Linked DNA regions of Mus musculus: region 1 is linked to region 2. Evidence: chromatin loops called from intact Hi-C (ENCODE). Cell type or tissue: gastrocnemius. All regions are shown on one strand. Links, peaks and the distances in the headings refer to the core of each region. The heading gives the core; the rest is flanking DNA. Region 1 overlaps Pml (promyelocytic leukemia). Region 2 holds the start of Tbc1d21 (TBC1 domain family, member 21).

The links. A loop is a pair of places that touch in the nucleus more often than their neighbours do. Peaks named below come from ENCODE experiments on the same cell type or tissue, not always from the same donor. Only the 100,000 strongest peaks of a DNase experiment are listed, where the experiment ranks them.
Region 1: a loop joins it to region 2, with 5 times the contacts of the local background. A loop is called at or near these places in 11 of 42 quality-filtered maps.

The regions. Positions count from the first base shown.
Region 1 is chr9:58,219,942-58,230,785 of GRCm38, forward strand. It overlaps Pml (promyelocytic leukemia), which reads right to left. Exons shown (of 9, transcript NM_178087.4): 5 at 10,550-10,687; 6 at 9,887-10,145; 7 at 9,414-9,466; 8 at 1,774-1,924; 9 at 1-628. Mir6385 (microRNA 6385) reads left to right here and starts at 1,209; the gene lies at 1,209-1,313. In gastrocnemius, for the core only: a CTCF peak has its summit at 6,508 (motif pointing right); DNase peaks (open chromatin) are centred at 6,212 and 6,461.
Region 2 is chr9:58,364,599-58,375,442 of GRCm38, forward strand. It overlaps Tbc1d21 (TBC1 domain family, member 21), which reads right to left and starts at 5,857. Exons shown (of 11, transcript NM_028854.4): 1 at 5,668-5,857; 2 at 2,255-2,362; 3 at 2,022-2,125. The coding sequence starts at 5,727. It overlaps 1700072B07Rik (RIKEN cDNA 1700072B07 gene), which reads left to right and starts at 5,906. Exons shown (of 3, transcript NR_040727.1): 1 at 5,906-6,042; 2 at 9,073-9,133; 3 at 9,339-9,585. In gastrocnemius, for the core only: a CTCF peak has its summit at 5,248 (motif pointing left); a DNase peak (open chromatin) is centred at 5,257.

The DNA of each region.
Region 1 (10,844 bases), core at 3,772-8,771, 140 kb before region 2:
GTCTGCAGGCTCAGATAGTGGACATACTTCTTCAAGCCTTCTTGCCTGTTGGTGCGATATGCATTCAGTAACTCTACAAAGCTCACATTGTGGAGGGCCAAGAGGCGGGCCTCGGACTGTGGCAGGACGCTGGCCTGAATTAGGGGCTGCAGGGAAGCAAAACACTGCAAGCTACTAAAGGAGTAGATATGCTGGGCCAGCGGCAGTCCTGGGGAGATCTCAAGGAGGCAGCACAAGTCCCTCATGGCCAGCACAGAAGCCAGAGCGCTGCGTTCGCTCATGTTTCTCGCCAGGTAGGTCTTGGCTAGGTTCCCAAGTTTGAAGCTGCTAGCGCCGGGTATGCGTTCCCGGATGAGGGGCAGCACGGCCAAGAAACCTGAGATGGTGTCCTGGAATTCCCACAGCTTGTTAATATCACTCAGGGTCTGGAAGAAGATGGGGAGTCCCGGCCCCCACAGCCTAGAACACGCCAAGATGGGACGGTGCATGGTGGTGAGGAAGCTGAGGAAGTGCCGGAGCCCCGCCTCCAGGGAGACAGCTTTGGAGTAGACACTGAAGGCCTCGGGCTGGATGAGCACACGGAACTTGCTTTCCCGGTTCACCGCGGCCAGCTGGCTAATTTTCTGGGCTAGGCAGGAAAGAAGGTCACGGTGAGGTTCAGGGTTCAGGAGGCACTGGGTTGAGTGCAAGGGATCGGGCTGTTGACCCACTGTCTAGAAATCCCACTTTGAAGCCTGCTGGCAGGAACCAAGTATCTTCCATATGTAGTTCTTACCTGGCTCCGATAGGGGGCGGGGATGGCTCACCCGTCCTGAAGCTGGCTCTTCCTATGCCTCCTGCCCTGCAGTTTGCCCAACCCTTAGAATTCTGCCCATTTTGTATTTTCTCAGCCTCCACCTACAACAGAGACCCCGCGTGTTTCTTATCCGCCTTCTATTCTGTTCCTACCTCCAACCCCATCAGTCCCTGCTGGATCAGAGCTCTGGGCTGCATCCCTTAAGAGCATTGCCCAGAGACTCCTCCTGAAGCCCAAAGATAGGTTTTTTGTTTGTTTGTTTGGGTTTTGTTTTTTTTTGTTTTTTTTTTTTTGGGTTTTTTTTTTTTTTGTGTGTGTGTGCTATGGAAATACCTGATGATTCTGGATGGCTGGGCTAGCCCCAATACAGGGCCCATAACTATTGGCTGAGTAAAGGGTCAGAGCTGAGGAACCAGGGCAAGGATGACAGAGAGGAAGACTAGGGGCTTCCAGGACAAGGAGTCGCAACTCTCTGTAACCTGGGTTCTGCAGGTTTCCTCATGTATCTGGGCCCTGTTCTAGGAAACGTGTGGTCACAGCCAAAGGTCAAGAGTAGATTACTGCCAGTCAGTGGTGGCTCACACCTTTAATCCCAGCACTTGGGAAGCAGAGGCAGGCGGATTTCTGAGTTCAAGGCCAGCCTGGTCTACAGAGTGAGTTCCAGGACAGCCCCGGATACACAGAGAAACCCTGTCTCTAAAAGGTCAACTATGGCCTATACACTGTTCCCAATCTCTCCACAGAGGTTTTGTCAGAAGTGAATCTGTGGAGTTACACATCTCCCTCTCACGTCCTGGTTCTACTCCAGGCAGATATGGCAGCACTTGGTATCTCAGGTGTGTCAGAGTCCTCTGTCCACCTGGCTGTCGTGGCTGGTTAGGGGCTGGCAGGAGCCTTAGAAGTGGCTCTACCTGCATTTTCCCTGGGGACTCAGAGACTAAGCTAAAAAGAGGTAAGGTAGGTCTTGGGAAACCCACTTTCATTGTCAATCTTGAGGTCAAAGAAAACCAGGGTCCTGTCTTCTAAGTGGGGTTCGGCGAGGCTCTCATCCAAGGCCTTGAGGGAATTGGGGCCCTCCAGCTGCAGGCTGCTGGACTCACTGCTGCTATCGTCCAACTCGTGGGAGGACTGCAACACAAAGAAGCCAACAGGTCAGGAGTTCAGAGGCCTTGAAGGTCCAAGGCGAGGTTAAGTCTGCGCTCTGGAGCAAGTGTGCGCACAGGAAACTGTAGGGATGATACCCGCCTGCACAGTAAGAGCCTCTCTGTGCGCAGGAGAGGGTGGAGTAGTGGGGACGCACAAATGTGTATGCAGGTGTGAACCGGATGTGTCTCATGTAAGGATTGCACACATGAGCCAGGGCTGTGGCTTCTGGAGAACACCTCTGGCTGCAGAGAGAGTTAACATGCCTGCTGCCCTAGTTGTTGTTTTTGTTAACTTGACACAAGCTAGAGTCATCTGAGATGGGGGAGCTACAATGTGGGGAGAATGCCTCCCTTCGTAAGTAGTGATTGATATGGAGGGGCAAAGCCCACTGAGAGCGGTGCCATCCCTGGGCACACGGTCTTTGGGTGTATAAGAGATCAGGCTGAGCTAGCCAGGAAGAACAGCAGCCAGTAAAAAGCATTCTTCCACAGATTCTGAGTCAGTGCCTGTCTTGGGTTCCTGTCATGACTTCCCTGGATGATGGACTACAAGCTGTGACCTGAAATAAGTACCTTTGGCCGTGGCGGTTATCACCCACCCTTCCAAAACACTTGCTTTTCACAAACCTTCAGCCAAGAGAAGTTGTGGTGCTCACTAGAAAGCGAACCAGGGCTGGGCTCTCCTAAAGGAAGTTGCTTTTCATTCAACTTATATTTTGTAGTCCTGCATCAGGCACCCCAACTTCCTCCCAGCCCGCCTTACACCCAGACACCCCACATTGCTTTGCCATCCCTGTGAGGGCCTTTCTGGAGGCATCTTCCTAGTTTCGAGCTGAGAGCAGGAGACTGTTCTCTTCCCCACGGAAAAATTACGTCATTTTCTGGAGTGGCCTCCAGAGTTTGCACTCTTGCTCCGGGTTTCTGTCCTTAGACTCCCAGTGTCTATCCTCACACTTGGATTGGTAGGCAGAGCTGAGCCACCCTGGTTATGCCCTTCTCTGGTCTGGGTTCACCCTCTCCAGATGCTGAAGAGCTGCCTCACTGGCCCAGTCAATTCGTCTATGCACGGGCTGCCTCTTCCTAGGTCTTCAGTGACATCGCACACGGACTGCCTCTTCCTAGATCTTCCTTCTGACCTCAAGCATTTACACCAAAAGCCCCTTTGGGCCCCAGGTGCGCCCACCTGACTCTTTCCTCCTGACGATGTCCCTTCAGGCCTTGAAGGCAGTCTTCAGAGCAGAACACCTGGAGCGCTCCACAGCTCTACCTTCTGGTTACTGCCTTCATCTTCATGCCTCATCACTTATGGTAGGAAACCTCATTTCTAGATCTGCCTTCTCTGAGGGAACCTGTAGGTATCTCACTAACAGGATGCCCCCCTTTCCCTCCTCTGAGCTGTGGCTAAAGGAAAGGCAGGATCTGTCTTTTTAGCCCAGGCACAGCCCCCACACTCCCCCAAACCCCCAGGAATTGCCATGCACTAATGGCAGAGGCTGGTCTCACTGGTACACCATGTACTTGAGCTAGGTGGCTAAAAACTCCTTATTCGCCTCTTCTCTTAAATCTCAAACCAACTTGGCTTAAATGGACCATTTAAGCAAGACATCTCTAAAAACAAGGGTCTATAGGAAGGGAACACACAGCATCTGGACCAGCATCTCTCCCTCCTAGCTCAGCAAGGGAGTCTCTGGGCACATCAGAAGCCCTCACTCATCCATCTTATTCCAAATATCAGAATAGCTGAGTGTGGAGGGAGGGAAGAAAGGAGGAAGAGAGATGGAAAAAAAATCAGGAAACTTGCTTGTGGGGGAAAGAGAAGTGGAGGCAGGAGAGAATAGGGCTGAGAAAAGAGAGTTCTCATGCAGGCAGGGGTAAGACCAACTGAGAGAAGGCCAAAGAATTAAACAACAACAACACTGGAGTGAGATGATGAGAGACCAAGGACCGGGATGGGAGACTTAAGTGTCACCATGGGCCATAAGCTCTCTTCCCTTCCCTGTTCTCCGATGGAGGTGAGAGCCAGTCTTTCTTGTCCTTTCTGTATCACACCCACTAACTTAAATGTCACCCCCTTCCAAATAAAGGAACATTCCTCTCTTCCACACACCGAATGCCCCCGTTCAGCAATGCCTGATTTTGGCTAGGCCTTAGTAGCATAGGAAGTCCAGGCTGTTCATGGGACATAGAATCTATGGGGGTGGGATCCAGCAATGTGCAGTTGCTTAAAGTCCTCGGTGCACAGCCAGGCTTGAGAAGCTCCGGTCTACACGGACATTCATGCCTTGTTTGATGACAAGCTGAACAGACAAAAGTCAACTCCTTTTGGGAAGCCAGTGTTTAGCTTAGGGAGCCATCTAGAATCTTCCACTGATGCTCAGCAAAAGTCTCGATCCTGAAGAACTTTCTCACGCCTAAGCTTCAGCTACAGCTGGGCTCAGTTTAGTGAGACACGTGTGTCTCTGGGGTTCACAGACACAAACTCCTAACTCCTAGCTCCAAGGCTCTTAAAGGCCTTGGAGACAAGGCACAGATATTAGCAAACTAGGCCATGTAATTAGCTGCTAGGACCCTTGTGCCTGCGGCTCCAGCCCTTCTGCAGGCAGCTCTGCTCTTACACACACACACGGTTCCCACATTCTCAGTCAAGCACCTGCCTCTCATATCAGTACCATGGTGGCATCTCTACACCAGCTGTTGCTCATGAGCCTCCCTTCCTCTGCCAGTCATCCTTGCTGGGTCTGCCACAGGCTGCTCCAGTTCCTGCTTGCTCTGATACTGTCAAGGTCTCTAGTCATCTGTCACAAAAAATGGGTGAGACTACCTATCTCTTCTGCTGCAAGACTCTTCAAACAGTGGCCCTGGCTAGGTGCAGGGCCCCACCCATCTTTCCAGAGCTTAAGCACAGCTTTCCTCCCATGGGCTCTACAAGAGACTAGGACCTGACTTCTCTCCACATCTGAGACCCAGCTGCCTCATCCAGCAAGATGAGCTCTTCTGAAACATTCCTCCTTGCACGGTCTCTCCCCTGGGACAGGGAAGTCTTGTAATGGACATAAATGCAGGGCAGGCCATTCTGAGGCCTGCCTACCCCTACTGTCTCATTTGAAAAAGATGGCACTTCAGCAGGCCAATACTTATAGAACAGCCCCTCATTATAAAGTAAAACAAAGGCCCTACAAGAAAGGAGATAGGGAAGATAGGGATGGGTACCCTGAAGCACTATCTGTCCCTCCAAACTGCAAAGTGCAAATTTGTATTTGTAAATACACACACACACACACACACACATATATATATATATACATATATACACATAAAAGCAATGGACTCTTCTACCCCCAGGCTTGCTCTGCACAGTGAGCAATGATCACCTCTTCCTAACCTGAATTGTGTATCTCCCTCCTCCCTTGGTGATCCTGATAACCCACGGATGGTTGGATCTCACTGTCCTCTCCCCACCTGCTATAGTGCTTGTGACATCTCCTGAGCTCAACCATATACAATGCCCAGGGAAACCTCTGGAATACTTTTCTCCACTGTTCCTTCCTAGGTTTCCAGTTCCATCCCGGGGCCAGTAGCTTGAACGTTATCAAAGATGATGAGATAGAAAGTAATGTCCAGCTAACAGAAGAATATAGGCAACAACGGAAAGGCAAGGACCAAATTTTGGCTACAGGTGAGAAACAGTTACAAGAGGTGCCCTGCCCTCAGCAATGCACCTCTGCAGAGGGTAGAGTGGTAATCCAGGGGGAGGGACAGAGAGAATGTGCACAGTACACACACAAGGCTTTAGGCAAAGCTGCCAGTACACCCTGGCATTCTGGTCTAGCAGGCAGGAGCAACAACTAGTCAGAGCAGGCTGCCCTAACCCAGAGACTGTACCCAGTACAGGGGAAAGGAAGCCAGAATCAAAGCCAGAAAAACAACCTTTACAAGAGCAAAGAGACCTGGAACGAAGCACCCAGAAATGCAAAGAGAGATGGACTTCTGGGAGAGGCTGACCCAGTCAGGAATGCTAGGGACTATCTAGGACCACGGTGCTGAGAGGCCTGGAGCTTCCCTCGTGCCAACAAATGGGTAGAGGGTGTAGGCATGGTGTGGAGATGCAGAAAGTAGGATGAGAAGCCTAGGCCAAGGGGGAAGCAGGGAGCGGGCAGTGACTGGCAAGAAGGAAGTAGATGAATCAGAAGACACAAGGGCGGGGGAGCAGGAGATAGAGTGAGCCTCCTCACAGGGTGGGGGCAGGGGAGCAGGGGAGCAGGACTCAGGTGTGGGTCTTAGAGGAAGACAGACTTCCCCTCCAACCAGGCAGAAGTGGCAGATGAAGGGAAGTGCCAACAGCAGACAAATCTGTAATTAGGTAGCAGATGCTGACAATTCCCACACCGCCAAAAGGGCTTCAGTTTCTTACCAGGAGCAGAAGGTATAGTCAACAGGCTAGGGTCAGGGTCAGGATGAAGCTCAGAGAAGTGTCCCTGAGGAGCCAAATGAGAACGGGAGGGCATGACCAGAAGTCCTTAGTTCTTTGCCTTCCTTTGTGGCTTTTCTCTAACATGTCTCCAGGGGGCAGCAGAGAGTCAATGGGGCCCCGGGGAATCTTCCTGTGGTTGTTTCTGCCAGCAGAGCTCCATGAGATAATGATTGAAAAAGGGAGAGCTGGTAGGAGGTGACAGATTTGAGGCTGTGGTCTGAGTCAGAGCAGTCAGTCCATTTTGAGATGGTGTCAAAGCACGAAGTGTGGCCATGCTGATGGTTGCCAGCTGAAGTGACTGACAGGCTGAAGATCCTTGAGTTGTCAAGGAGTGGAGGTCAGATGGTGGGTGTTGAAATCAACCAGAAAGAAAGCAAGACATGAAGGGGAAGAAGAAATCTAGGGGTGGGGTGGGGCAGATGGTCCTATCTTTCCTCCATGAGAGGGGAGGCGGGGAGATGTCTGAGACAAACTGGGGAGATAGGGTTGCACTCTAAGAGCTGGACCTCAAAGCCACCAGTGATGGAATATATTATAGTAGAGGCCTTGCCCTGCTTTCCACTTTGGATGTTCACAGTGTGGCGGGAAGAAAGCTAAACGGCACCACAGGGAAGATCCTGCACAGGATCTGATGGCCATGGGGAAAAGGGTTCACAACAGAGATTATGTGGAAGTATTTATTGAAACAAACAAACAAAAAAAAAGCCGGGCGTGGTGGTGCATGCCTTTAATCCCAGCACTCGGGAGGCAGAAGCAGGCAGATTTCTGAGTTTGAGGCCAGCCTGGTCTACAAAGTGAGTTCCAGGACAGCCAGGCTATACAGAGAAACCGTCTCAAAAAAAAAAAAAAAAATAGTATTTATTGAGCAGTCATACCTGTCAGGCTTTGGGATGGACAGAATCTCTGCATTCATAGGCAGGGATATCTGGCCATAAGACTGCAGAGTGAGATGGGGTGGCAAGCAGCCACGGAAGAGGAAAGAAGTCAGGTTCTCAGAGGCCGGTCTGATAGAGGACCCAGGCCTGGACTGGTAGAGATGTGGCTTCTTGGTGGTGCTAATGAAATTTCAAAGACTTCAAGGAGGGCCTTGAACTTGGAAATTCCCCCGTGGGGCTCTGTTAGAATCTCTGGGGTGGGGGACCTAATTCCTGAGCACCACCCATGGAAGAAGCATTTGGCTGAAAAGCCATGGAGAAGCCACTGGTGAAACCTGAGGGAGCCCTGGAGGGAGTGTCCAAGGGACTGGAAGGTTCTGGGCATGCAGCAGAGTGTGGTGATGGCCCTCTCTCTGTGTGTGCGCATCAGCAGATGCCTGGGAAGCCCTGTGGTGGCCAGAGTGGTGGCCTGAGCAATAGGAGGAGCCCTATGTCGAGGTACAGTACCCCTGGAGGACAGGCTACCAAGGGTGATGAAGGAAGGTGGCTCTCCTTGCTTTGTGTGGGAAAATGCAGATCTGAGAGAGGACAGCAGCATACTTCTGGCAAGTGGAAGGCTGACTGGAAGACTAGACTTAAGAGTCAGAGCTTGCTCAGTGGGATGATGGGAAGACCAACTCCGTGGGTGGCAGGCACTGTGGTGTAGACTGCTGGTCCTGCTGGGGTCCAACATAGGTGGGAGGTTCTTCAGGTACTCAGCAGGGAGGTGACTGCTGGTAATGAGGGTTCTGTACACTCTCCAGTATAGAATCGTGGACTGTGAGCTTGGGGACCACAGAGACCTCCAGTCTAACCTCTTACTCTCCTCATGCTTTGCTTCCTCTGGACACGTAACAGCCTAGTCTCTGATGACATGCCTCCAGGTACAGAAGAGTCACGGGTTTCATTACCAGATGCCTTTAAAGGTTTCTAACATGAACTAGACTCTTGCATAGGGCTTCTGAGATGGTTTGACTGAGAACACTCCTCATAAGTTCATATGTTTGAATCCTTGGACCCCGGTTGGTGGAACTATTTGGGAAGAATTAGGAGGCGTGGCCTTATTGGAGTAGGTGGGTCACTGAGAGTGGACTTTGAAGTTTCAAAAGTCTATGTTGGGGCTGGAGAGGTGGCTCAGAGGTTAAGAGCACTGACTGCTCTTCCAGAGGTACTGAGTTCAATTCCCAGCAACCACATGGTAGCTCACAACCATCTGTAATGGGATCTGATGGCTGGCCTCTTCTGGTGTGTCTGAAGGTAGCTACAGAGTGTTCACATATATATAAAATAAATAAATCTTTAGAAAAAAAAGTCTATGTCATTCCCAGTTAGCCATCTCTCTCTATAACTTGTGTTTGTGGATCAGATGTGAGTTCTCAGCTCCAGCTGCAGCACCATGCCTGCTGCCTGCTGCCTGCTGCCTAGCTCCCTACCATGATGATCATGGACTGACCCTCTGAAACTACAAATCCAAATAAGCTCTTTCTACTCTAAGATGTCCACTATTTGTCACCCATGGGCACATTCTACCTATCACCAACCTTCATCGACTGACTTTGTTGTTTTTCAGTCAGAATCTTCTACATAGCCCTGGCTGTCCTGGAACTCACTCTGTAGACCAGGTTGGCCTTGAACTCACAGAGATCTATATCCGCCTCTGCCTCCAAGTGTGGGAATTAAAGGTGTGTGTCACCACAATGCCCGGCTCACTGATTAACCAGGGAATGAACTCTTGTCTACCTTTCCTCATGAGTACTTAGCAGATAGAAAGTACACAAGGAAGCTCTAGAGAAACTCTAGAGACGCTTCCAGATCTAGAAGATATTACAGAGGATGGACATGGCCTGGAGAAAGCAGCCTAGCAAGCATTGTAGAGGTGTTCTTGCCTGATGCAGAAAGAGGGTCAGAACGCAATAAGCATGCAGCTAGTGCCTGCAGACTGTCCTTGGTATGACTTAGGTTTTATTGCCTGGCTGGGAAATTTTCCAGGTGCCAGGTGAGCCTGAGAGTCACCTGCTGTGGCTGTGGCCTTTGGGACCTTGAACAAGGGGAGGCAGAAGTCCTAGGCTGAAGTCCGTGTTACTCACCAGATTCTCGGTGTCCGAATCCTCTGAGCTGCTGATCACCACAACTCGCTCCTCTGAAAAGGAGAGGGGGTGGCAGCATTAAATCCTTCCTGGAATGGCCACTGGCTAGGGTGAGACATCCAGGAGAATCCTTGTCCAATGGGCTGGGGATGACAGATACCCTGTCCTGTGTGTGCTAGGAGGAGATGGAGTGTTTATGTCCCCAGAGCACAGAGATTGGCACTAGCAGTTTTCGGAGGGAAGGAGGCAGGGCTAAGGCATAGCCCCTCCAGTGTCCCACACTGAAATCATAGCAAGCACAGGGTAAACCACCAGTGCCATATTCAATGGCTGCTCAGAGCAGCTCGGGCATGGGAGTCCTGATGGCTCTGAGTGCCCAGGTGGGATTAGAATGTGGAGGTGGGGCCTGGGGTGTTCCAGATATCTGAGGGCATGACAGTCTTACACAGGTGTTCCCTGCCTAATCCTCCTACCTGTTTCCCCTGTGTCACTGGTAACATGATTGTTGTTGGGCAGGAGGATCTTTTTTTCAGGGACGGTGCTCTCAGGGTTGGAAGTCCCATCCAGATGGGGAGGGGAGGTGGCCTTGAAAGTGCTGGGCCAGGACTGCTCGGGGGAGCTTGTGGCCAACCTGTCCTCGTTCTCCTCTGTGGACTCCATCTTGATGATCTTCCTGGAGCAATCTTCGTGGGAGCACTTCCTCTTCATGGAGCCGACTGTCTGAGAAGCCTCCTGAAGAGTGGGAAGTTAGAGGGGTGACTGGGGTGCCTCTAGTGGTGCTGGGCTGAGACACTGAGCTGAGTGACAGGGGGTTTGTGGCATGTTTTCACTCTCCTTCTTTTGGCCATGCTGAGCATATCTCTGCAAACAGGAGGCTCTCTCAGGTCGCCATGTGCACTGGTCATGGCCACTGACCAACAGTCTCGGTTGATCTCATAGCTTTGGCTGTCTCAGCATCCCAGCTGGGCTGAGAGTGGCTTAAGATTATTTCGAGCTTCCATGGGGAGCATCTGAGAGCAATGGAGAATACGGAGCAAATATAGGCCTGAGAAAGCCCAGATTCTCCAATTACACCTCACTGTTGGCTGGAGTCTAAGCCTTTTAGATTGAGGCAGTGCTGAATAGTGGGGGCTTACCTCTCTGTAGGTGGGGCCTTGCATTGAAAAGGCATACACTGGTACAGGGTGTGCTCCAGGCACTGTTTTTACCATAGCCACAGGTTGGGTCTTAGACAGCTCTAGGGCCTGAGCCTGTACACTCTGCACTTCTTTGGGCTGTAAAAGCAGGTAACAGAAAAGTTAGAAATGCAATGACCCTGGGCCTACAACCTGCCTCAGGTGTAAGCTTGGTCCCAATCAAAGAGCTCACTGGGACAAGTAATTTCTCCCAAAAGTCTCCATGATGTCACCTCCTCTGACCTTGGGCTGCTGG
Region 2 (10,844 bases), core at 2,721-7,720:
AGAAAAAAATGTCTGTTACTGTCAATCCCCCCATTTACGGCACTTGGCCTCGGCAATCACGTGGGCTGTTCCTTAGGCCCTCAGTACCTGGTCTGACACTCACATCCTGTCTGTCCTGGACTATTCTCTGCTGGTCCCCTGTGGAGCTGTCTTCCACATCCTGGCTGGGAGCTGCCTTGAGGCTGAACACAGCTTCTGCTCCAGACCCTGCCACCCAGTCGTAGTCAGGTAGCCTAAGATGAACACCTCCAAGAAGGAAGCCATCCACTGTGGGGTCATTCAGACCCAGCCCACCTTAAGCACTCACATAGAACAGTGAGCCAAAGACAAGGTGAGCAGAGGACTCTGCCCCAGTGTGGTCTCCATAGGGGAGAGAAGAGGCAGGCTCCAGGCTGTCAGCAAGCCCAAGTTCCAGGGTCACAGAAGTGGCTTTGGGTGGCATCCCCACCAACATGAACCATAGCTGTTCTTTCCCTGTGCACGATGACATACATGCCCTTTCCTATAATGAGGTCATTGTAACTACTCTGCGAACTGTACTGTGACCCCAAATTTGACAGTGCAGGGGGAGACTAAGCCTTAAGCTGAGAAGTTCACTCAAGAATATGATGTTAATGCTAGAATTTGAATTGAATTCTTTCCCAAACAAGACTGTGTGCTACTCACCTATGAAGATCCTCCAGGCAATCAGAGCACACTAGAGGAAGCGCCCTGCTTGATCCTGGCCTTGAAGCAAGGATGGAGTTTTTGCATTTATTTATTCAGTGTGTGTGTGTGTGTGTGTGTGTGTGTGTGTGTGTGTGTGTGTACCACATTCTTGTGAAGGTCAGAGGACAGATTGTGAGAGTCTACTCTCTCCACCATCCACTATGGGATTGAACTCTGATTGTCAGGCGTGGTGGTAGGTGCCTTCATCCTCTAAGCAATCCCAGAAGCCCAAGGGTGGGGCTTTGGGAAATAGATAATGGGGGGACCAATGTGGAGGGAGGAAGAGCAAATGAATGATCCAGGAGTAGAGGGAGTCAAAGAACACCCAGCTCTGGTAGAGCGTTGAGCTGATGGAGACTCCCTGGGTGTCCATTTTATATCAACTTGACACAACCTAGAGTCATTGTAGCAGAAGGAACCTTGATTGAGAAAATACCCCCACCAGATTAACCCATGGGTAAGCCTGTCACTAATCTGCTTGACTTGTGATAGATATGGAGGGCCCAGCTCACGGTGGGAGGTGCTGCCTCTGGGTCGGTCCCAGCTGCTATAAAGAAAGCAGATTGAGCAAGGTGTGAGGAGCAAGCTAGTAAGCAGCACTCCTCCATGGCCTCTGCATCAGCTCCTGCCTCCGGGTTCCTGCCCTGACTTCCCTCAGTGATGGGCTGCAATGTAGAGTTGTAAGCTATGGAATGAGGTCCCTCCTCCACAAGTTGCTTTTGAGTATGGTGTGTCGTCCCAACAGTGATAGCCCTAACACTAAAATAGCCCCTCAGGCAGCTGGTACGGTCAGATGGAAGGTTCTGGGATGAGGGAGCCAGGATTAGGAAAGAGATAGGTGTTTGAAATGTCAGCAGATACACCTGCAGGACTGTTGAACCTGAGGACAGGAGAAGCCCATACCGGGCACTGGGAACAGATGTTGACAGGGCAGAGAGGTAGAACCTAGACTCAGGAGGCCATTCAGCCATGGGGTTTGGGGGTAGCAGTTGGTGATGTGAGGACTAGGCCCTTCACGGGTAGGTTGTGTAGGGAAGGGTGGGGTTGGGAGTAAGGTGATAAGGGAAAGTAGGACAAACTTCTGCCTGCCACTTATTTGTTCAATGGAACTGGAGCGGACGTGCTAGCTTAAACCTGGCTACATCTACTGCGTGTGGGTCCCATGCAGGAAGCATCAGGGGGTCTTCTAAGAATAGGGAATCCATTTGAAGAAGAGACCTGAGTCTTTAGGCTGAGAGGGCACCCCACCCCGCACCCCATGCCACCTGAAGCCCCAACAACTCTCCACTGAAAGAGGGTCTGGAAAGCTCTACCTCCTGTTGCTGTCCACCATGAGCCGCTCATCCCGTGAACTCTGCCACGAGTAGTAGCCTGTGAGGAACTTCCAGGCTTCTGTCCTCACGAAGGGGTGTAGTCCCTGGTCATGGAGGTCATGAACTCTCAAGACGAATATTCAGAGGGCTTTGCCCAGTGCCCTGCCTGATCCCTGCCCTCTGGGCCACCCCCTAGTGCCAGGGTGTGGCTGAGGGTAGCCCAGGGACCATACCCTTTCCAGGATGTTAATGCAAATGAAGTCTCGTGACTTGGCCAAGTGACCATTCTCATCGAAGAAGCTGTCCCATTCTGCCTTGTCAATGGGGGGGTTTCTCTTCTCCTGGTAAGAACAACCAGATTAGTCCTCCGCTGGAGTCTGTGGGCTTCCCTTCTAATGCAAGGTGGTTTTCAAGTGCTAGGCTCTGACTCCGTTCTAGAATGCTCTATCCAAAGGAAATTGCTGAAAATAAGTGGGGAACGAAAATCCAGGAAGGACAGTAATGTTCACCCAAATGAAAAATGTAAGTACTCCGAATCTCTGCAATAAGGGAATCATTAAGTAAGCCATGTCTTATATATACTGTGGGATATACTGGGATACCGTGAGGCATATAAAATGTCATGTTGACAAGGCATGAACAATAATCCGGAAACATTCAAATGTTAACAGGAAAAAAAAAGCAGAGTACACAGTTTAAAACCAGACATTCTCCCTACACACCAGTACCACCTCTCCGTGTAGTCTGTGTGGTCTGACAGTAGCACTGTCCGTCTACACTCGGGGTCTCTAGTCCAGCCGGATCAGTGTTCACAGTAATACCTCTTGTATACTGTGTCTGTTACATAGTATAAGAACTGTAATACATAAGCTCATATGCATTTTTTACAAAAGACTGAAGGTTGGGCACAGTGGCACATGCCTGTAACCCCACCCAGCACCTGGGAAACAGGTGAATCTCTCAGATTAAGGACATCATGGCCTACATAGGAAGTTCCAAGCCGTATGAAGCTACATAGTGAGACCCTACCTCAAGAACAAGAGCAACTAAATAAATAATAGTAAAAATACTGAAGAAAATGCAAGAAAACGTTCTCTATTGAGAACAACAGTGGGACTTGAGAGATGGCATCAGTTAAGAGCACCGGCTGCTGTCCCAGAGGACCCTGGTTCAATTCCTAGCACCCAGATGGCAGCTCACAACCAGATGTAACTCCAGTTCCAGGACACCTGATGCCCTTTTCTGGCCTCCTTGGCACCAAACACATGTGTGGGGCACAGATGTCCATGCAGCCAGGACACCCATATGCATAAAATTTAAAGAAAAAAAAATTAGTCATTGAGGTTAGGGATGTCGCTCAGTTGGTCGAGTGCTCACTTAGCACACTGGATGCTCCAGGTTTGATCCCCAGAACCACATGCCTGGTTCGATTCCACACACCTGTGGAGGCAGGAGGACCAGAAGTTCAAGGTTACTCTCAGCTATGCAGTGAGCTTGAGGCCAACCTGGGATGCATCAGACCCAGTCTCAAAAGCAAACCAAAAAGCTACCGGGACTCTCTTGAAAGTTAAGGAGTGTAAACATCTCTTTTTCCTTTTTTAATCGTATTTTATGTTTTACTTTGACTGTGCTGCTTTGATAATAGAAAGATTAAGATAAACACCAAGTAAACAATTCATGTGCTCTATTTTATCTTCCTTGAAAATATAAAGCAGCCGGTCGCAGGAATATTCATGTGAGGAGATGCACGCACGCCTGGCCCGCGTGTGGTAGGCACACTTGTGTGCCACACACTTGCGTATGAGTGGTAAGGGATAGTGTCTGAAAAGCATTTACAAAATAGCAACTAAGGGTGCAAAAATGTCCCTCTCCCCAGGCTGAAGAGAGGAGGCTCTTGAAGTACCACACTGCAGAGAGACCTGAGCTGCTGGACAGAATCCACCCGCGCTGGCCAGAGCTGCCCCCATCTCTCTCTTAATACCTGAATGTGTAGACACGGGACTCTAAATGAAAAATGTATTGAAATCACTGGAGGGTCTTCTGGTTCTGAAAGTTTGGGGAAACAGCCTACAGAGACGAGTTCCTAACAGTTTCCTGGATGGCTGAGGCTGGAGTGAGGAGCCAGGGGTCAGGAAGTAGGGAAACATTTGACTTTAAAAGCCACAGTGAGCCATTGACTACAGGCAGGTCAGTTTCCCTATCTGCAGGTCAGGTGGGCTACGAGCTCCCTTTGTTTGTCAGTGGTGTGTGTGTGTGTGTGTGTGTGTGTGTGATATGCGTGTGTGCACATATTATGAGTACACATGAAGGCCTGAGATTGATGCTGGGAATCACCTTTGATTGCCTGCTTGACCTTACTCAATGAGGCAAGGTCTCTCAACCAAACTTAGAGCTCACTGATATGGCTAAATTCCCCTAGTCAGTTTGCCCCTGGCATCCTCTTATCTCTGCCTTCTGGGACTGGGATTATAGGGGAATGACCATACCCACCCAACATTTCACATGGGTTCTGGGATTCAAACTCTGTCGTCATGTTTACAAGAAAAGAACTTCAGTGCTGAGCCATCTCCCTAGACCGAACATCCCTCTTTAATAACTCACACACGCTTTATCTGCTGGATCAACCCTGAGAAACGGGGCACTAGGAGTTACAGGTAACTTTGAGAAGTAAGGTCTCCTTGATGCTGGCAATCAGCTCCACGTTTGGGCCTTCACGAATCGATGAGGAGGACTGGTCAGCCTGCTTGCCTGAGTCTGGAGAGCAGCTGACTGGATTTGAAGTCTCCAAGATCTATTTCTCACTCATCAAATGATAATAGCCTGATCACATCCCATCTCAAAGGGCTGGGATGAGAAGGAGTGACTATAAACAAAGCATTTACAATACCATCTGTACACATCGACTGCTGTGTGGCAGCTTATTCATTATTATTAGTATTAGCCTTCTCTAAATTTGGAGAATGGGAGAAATATAGAAAAAAAATCCAAAGCTTGGTGATCATCTGCAATAAACGTGTAACGTTTAAACCCCAAGTGCTCGTTTTGCATTTCTATATATCGCCCTATTAATCACATGACAAATGGGTCTTGAGATTTGTTAAGGTCATTGTAATTAGTTATGATTTTGAAAAATAGTGCGTGGAAAATTTTCATGACTCAGGTGGACCGGAATAGTTTATTAACTGGGCTTGGGACCTAGTAACAGAAGCACTACTGCCACCTGGTGGCAACATACCAGAATTGTTGGCAAAAGCACCAAAGAAAAACAGTGAGAGGCTGCAACTCTAAAACTCAAAAAATTTAGAATGACACAGTTGGGGAGGAAGCCATACTGAGTTCTAAGTCCTGCCCCCCCCGCCAATAAGGTAAAAAGGGATGTAGATGTCTAACCTGTGGCTGCTGTTGAAGGTAAGCGGCCCTTGCTCTCCGTTCCATGGCCAGCCTTCCCATTCAGCAGGGACAAAGAGTCCCGCTATAAACCGGACTATGGGAGGCAGGCACTTGGGACTGATGAAGAACATGTCAGGTGTGGTGGCATAAGCTTATAATCTCAGCACTCAGAAAGCTGAGGCAAAAGGATCACAAGTTCAAGGCCAGCCTGGGCAGCACAGAGACACCTTCTCTCAAATCAAATCAAAGAACATACCAGAATGAAGGTGGCTGATCGCCTGGCAGAGAGGCTGTTTTCTGGAGAAAGGGTAGTCATGTTCCCCTCTTGTTGCCTTGGGAGTGGCCTGTGTCCAGCTCTTCCCTAGTGATCAGGGAACCAGGGAAAGGGGACTTCCTTTTAAGAGATGAACTGGACCTCTCTTGATTCCCTACATTTGAACAAATCCAGCTAGATGTGTGTCACAAGGCCCTGGAACTGCCATCACAATGACCTTGGAACACACACAGAAGCCAAGGAAGTAAATCTACAGACCACCCCCCTCTCCAGATTACAGTGTACACAGGCTATGTGTCAGAGGTTGAGTTAATGGATCCAGTGGGCTGGCTAGCTGGGGCGGACTTCCTGGAGGAGGTGAGCTACAACTTCCTATTTCTGGCTGTTGTTTTACCAGACCAGTACCAGAGCTCATAATACTACAGTTAGAGCCTCAGGTTTAGGGATGATTTTCCAAAACACCAAATCAGTATATCTGATCTGGAGACCAAGAGTAGGTTTATGTAAGACTACATAGGAGGCCACAATTTAGCATTTGAATAGTGGTTCCTGGTGTGTGTGTGTGTGTGTGTGAGATTCTCTACCTTATTTTTGAAACAGGGTTTCTCACTCAACCTGGCTAGACTGGTTGGTCAAGGATCCACCTGTTTCTGTCCCCAGCACTGAGGCTACAGATGTGTACATCTGTATGCATGGCTTTTTACAGGGTGACTGGAGATCCACACTCAGGTAGTCATGTTTGCATGGCAAACACTTTGTCCACTGAGCCAACTCCCCAACCCTCTGCTTTAGTTACCTATATACCCAGAGCAAGGTCTTGGGCAAACTAAGACAGTAGATTTGAGCACCAACTGGATGAATAACTTAATGAAATAACTGAAGCTGCAGGGTGTAGGGGTGCACGCCTTTAATGCCAGGACTCAGGGGGCAGAGACAGCAGATCTCTGTGAGTTCAAGGCCAGCCTGGTTTACAGAGTGAGTTCTAGAACAGTCAAGGCTAAATAGTGAGACCCTGTCTTGAAGAAAACAGACAAGTAGAGTAACTGCCATCCTCTCCCACCCCTTTCTGTACCTTGTACCTGTCTCTCTCCCTCCTACCCTGATTTCCATTACACCAGGGTCAATGTCAGATTATTTTGTGCTCAGTCTTCTAGTGCCCCGCCCCCAGCTTCCTGATGTCTGGTAGGTGTTGCTGTTAAACAGACCTGAGAAAGCGGCGACTCTTGGCTCCAGAGTCACGGTCTCTACCTCCAGCCTTACGTGCCTTTCCACTCAGGTCTGTCCTGGCTGGAAAGCATCTTTAGTCATTACACAAACCAAACTGCAGTCAGGAGCTCCAAGGTGGAACTTGGAGTCTGACCTCAAATCTGAAATCTACCAATCCCCCGGACTCCCCAGCCATGAAATCAGAACACAGCCAATCTCTGCCTTCGTAACTTTATTAACTGAGCTGTCCATATGGAAGTCTTGCGTAGACACAGTTCACGGTTTCATTGTCTGATAGTGTTCTGCTGGCTGGAGGCACTGCAGAAATCTCTGACAGCCCGGTAGCACCTGTCTTTTGCCTCCCTCTGTTTCCCCATCCAAATACGGGAAGATACTGAGAGCCTTTGCGCCTTGGCCTGCTGTCCCAGTCTCGGCAGAGCTGGAGGGGTGGGCAGCACCCATAGGCACTGAGTGGAATAGGAATCCACTCCACACACCTCAGAGCAGCTTCATTTGGAGGTCTGTGAGGTTTCCAAGTCAAACGTGGGAAGCAGGAGACACCACGTGGGTGTTCCTCACCGTGGATGACAGGGGCTGATGACGGATGCCTCTGTTCCTCCACATTAGTAATGCACCTTGTGGAGAATTAACTGCAAGCTTCTCGAAGTGAGGAGGATTGGCCAGAGAGGAGTAGGAACAATCTGATTGCTGAATGCAACTTGGTTTCTAAACCGAGTGTGGTGCACGTAGATCATCTGCTGAACTTCCTTTAACCTTCAGCTCCCTGGGTACAAATGCTGGGTCATAACTCTGCTCCAAATTAGCCAGCCCCGGCTACTCGTATTACTGCAGCCTCATAGAAACGATACAGAGGCTTAATATTCAAGCAATTCAAGGAACTCCACAGAGCACGAAGGGCCTGAATCTGACCCACATATTTTCAGATACTCTTTAAGAAATGGATTTATTTGTGTGTATGAGTGTATGTTCATGCGTGTGTGTGTGTGTGTGTGTGTGTGTGTGTGTGCACAATTGTGTACTGTACTGGCTGGTTTTGTGTGTTAACTTGACACAGGCTGGAGTTATCACAGAGAAAGGAGGAAATGCCTCCATGAGATCCAGCTGTGAGGCATTTTCTCAGTTGGTGATCCAGGGGAGAGGGCCCATTGTGGGTGGTCCTGGGTTCTATATGAAAGCAAGCTGAGCAAGACCGCGGAAGCAAGCCAGTAAGCAGCATCCCTCCATGACCTCTGCATCAGCTCCTGCTTGATTTCCAGTCCTGACTGCCTTGGGTAATGAGCAGCAATGTGGAAAGTGTAAGCTGAGTAAGCCCTTTCCTCCCCAGCTTGCTTCTTGGTCATGATGTTTGTGCAGGAATGGAGACCCTGACTAAGACATGTGCGTGTGCTCAGAGTCCAGGACGAGGCATTGGATGTCCCCCTCGAAGGAAGCTTCTCATCTTAAACCTGGGGCCCCCTCTTTCCCCACTAGCCTAAAAGCCAGCAAGCCCCAACTACTCTGTCTCCTCCTCTTCTACTTCAGAGCTGGGGTTACGGGTTTGTGCCAGATGCCCAGTTTGTTACATAGGTGCTGGCATCCAAATTCCTGTCTTCATGATTGTGCAGTAAACACTCAACCCTGAGCCATCTCTCCGGTCTCATTTGCAGATTCTTACCAGCACTTTATGTCTCCTGGGTCTCCTGGAGCTAAAGAGTCCCTGCTTCCACTTGTGTATATAATTGCCAAAGAGTTTGGACGCCAGTTTATTACTTTCCCTTTATGCATCTCTGTCTCTCTCTGTCTCTCGCTCTCTGTCTGTCTGTCTGTCTCTCTCTGTTTCTCTCTCCAGATTTCTGCTTTAAGTATCTATGCATAGAGATGCTTCAGGGCATGAGAGCCGTAGGTTCTGGACTGGCATGCTTGGGATTAGCATTACAGAAGGCCACCTGGGCCATCTTTGCCCTTAGGAATCTGGCTGTTAGCTGATGGGCTGCGTTGGTGAGGAGGGAGGGGGCCTTCCAGGGATCAGAGGACTCTTACCTCCAGACATTTCAGACTTTTACCTTGTTATTTTGGTTTTGGTTTAAAATAGTATGTCATTGACCTGGAATTTACTAAGTAGGCTAGGCTCACTGGCCAGCAAGCCCTGGGTCCTGCCTATCTCTTGCTTCCCTAGCACAGGAATGTTGGTGTCACCATATCCAGACTTTACCTGAGCCTGCAGAGGAGTGATTGAGTGCAGGTAAGAAAGCTCTTGGGTTGTGGTGCCAGGCAGACTTGTGTCTAAATCCAGATGGGGACAAGTGACCAGTACATGTAGCTTTTGACTCTTGCACAGCCTTAGGAAAGTGGCTTGGGACTAAACCCCTTTTCTCCCAAGAGAAAAGGTTACACTAAGCTTTTGTGGGGCACATCACTTTGCTGCAACCACCTTTTCCCCATTCCAGGCTCCAAGAGCGCTCCTTTGTTCTGCTTAAGCTTGTGCGTCATATGGCTCCTGGCCAGCCTCCCTGCTAGATCTCTTCCAGGTGGAGAGAGAGCGAGGGCCTTTACCTATGGCACAGAAGGCCATGTGAAGGTCATCATCCCGTGTTGGTGGCAGACTGAGACCTCTGGTTATAGGGGGGCAGACACCCACTGTTGAAGTTGCTCTTATTCCCTCTCATCTATGTGACTAAAGCGTGATTCCATCTGGTGTTGGGTGACTTGTGTGTTTCTTGGCGACACCTGCCAGCCGCGGAGTGGGTTGATACCCTGAGCCTGCTGCTCCTGGCAGCAGGCTTTGTTGTACCATTTACCATCTTCCACACAATGAGACTCCTCCCGGGAGGCGGAACAGAAGTCATCCGTCTGACACCATCTCTTCTTACCCTGTATGAATCTCTCCCCGGCACCCTGTGGGGAGGGGTGGTAATGCCTGTTGGGCTTGAAGGATAAATGAGGGAGTGTCTGTAAAGAGTCCAGCAGGGCTGGCAAGCACAGTGGCACCAGCACCCAGTTCTTACTTCACCCACAGCTTCACCATTGCTATTCACTATGCCCAGGGATTGTTCATAAAAATCACCGTGATGAAGACAGTCAAGATGCCGCCTGATTCCTTGAGGCTTGTAGTAACATCTGTGCCCATGTTCAAAGACCCTGTGAACCTGTCAGTTTCTGCTCCTCTGCATATTGGAACCTAAACACACACACACACACACACACACACACACACACACACACACACACACACACATACACACGAAAGCACAAAGCAGCAAGACCAATGTGAGGAGCCGAGTTGACTTGCGTTCCCTTCGTGCCAATACCACGTGGCACAATTCTGAAATGTCATTCACTGCATCTCTGTTACTAGTACCAGCCCCCTCAGAGTATACCTCCCAGGACCCCTGGGATCTGGGACAGTCAGGGCTCTTCATAGAAATCATGCACACTGGAGCTACTTTGTTGTACCTTTCTCTTCGCCCCTCCTTGTAGGGAGCTAGGATAAGTTTAGATTTTTGGGTGTCAGGCTTTCTGCCCTCACTCCCACAGAGCGGGGTATTTCTGACAATGCTGGAGATGGCTGCGTGTCATGTGTCACCTGTGATAGGAACAGGGCGCGGGTGGAGCTGGAGGCAACAGTGCTCCTCTGAGCACTGACATGGTTGGGGTCTCCCTGAACCAGAGCAACCCACCCACACTATGAGTCTTCTGTACTACTTGGGGTGCCTAGGAGTTATTTGTTGCCTTTTGGGTCACTTCCCAGTTCTTGGGGAACCCACCTTCCAGCTTACTGGCTACAACACTAAAAATGACCCACAGGAACCATTCCAAGTAATGTCAAGCTGGGGTGACAGTTCTTTGAATCCCGTGCTGTCCCCGAGGACTTTGCTCCCAGCAGCCCCGTGGGGAGAGCTGTTCTGGAAGCTGCACGCGGTCATGACGGGGCAGGTGGGGGGGTGGAGGGCTGG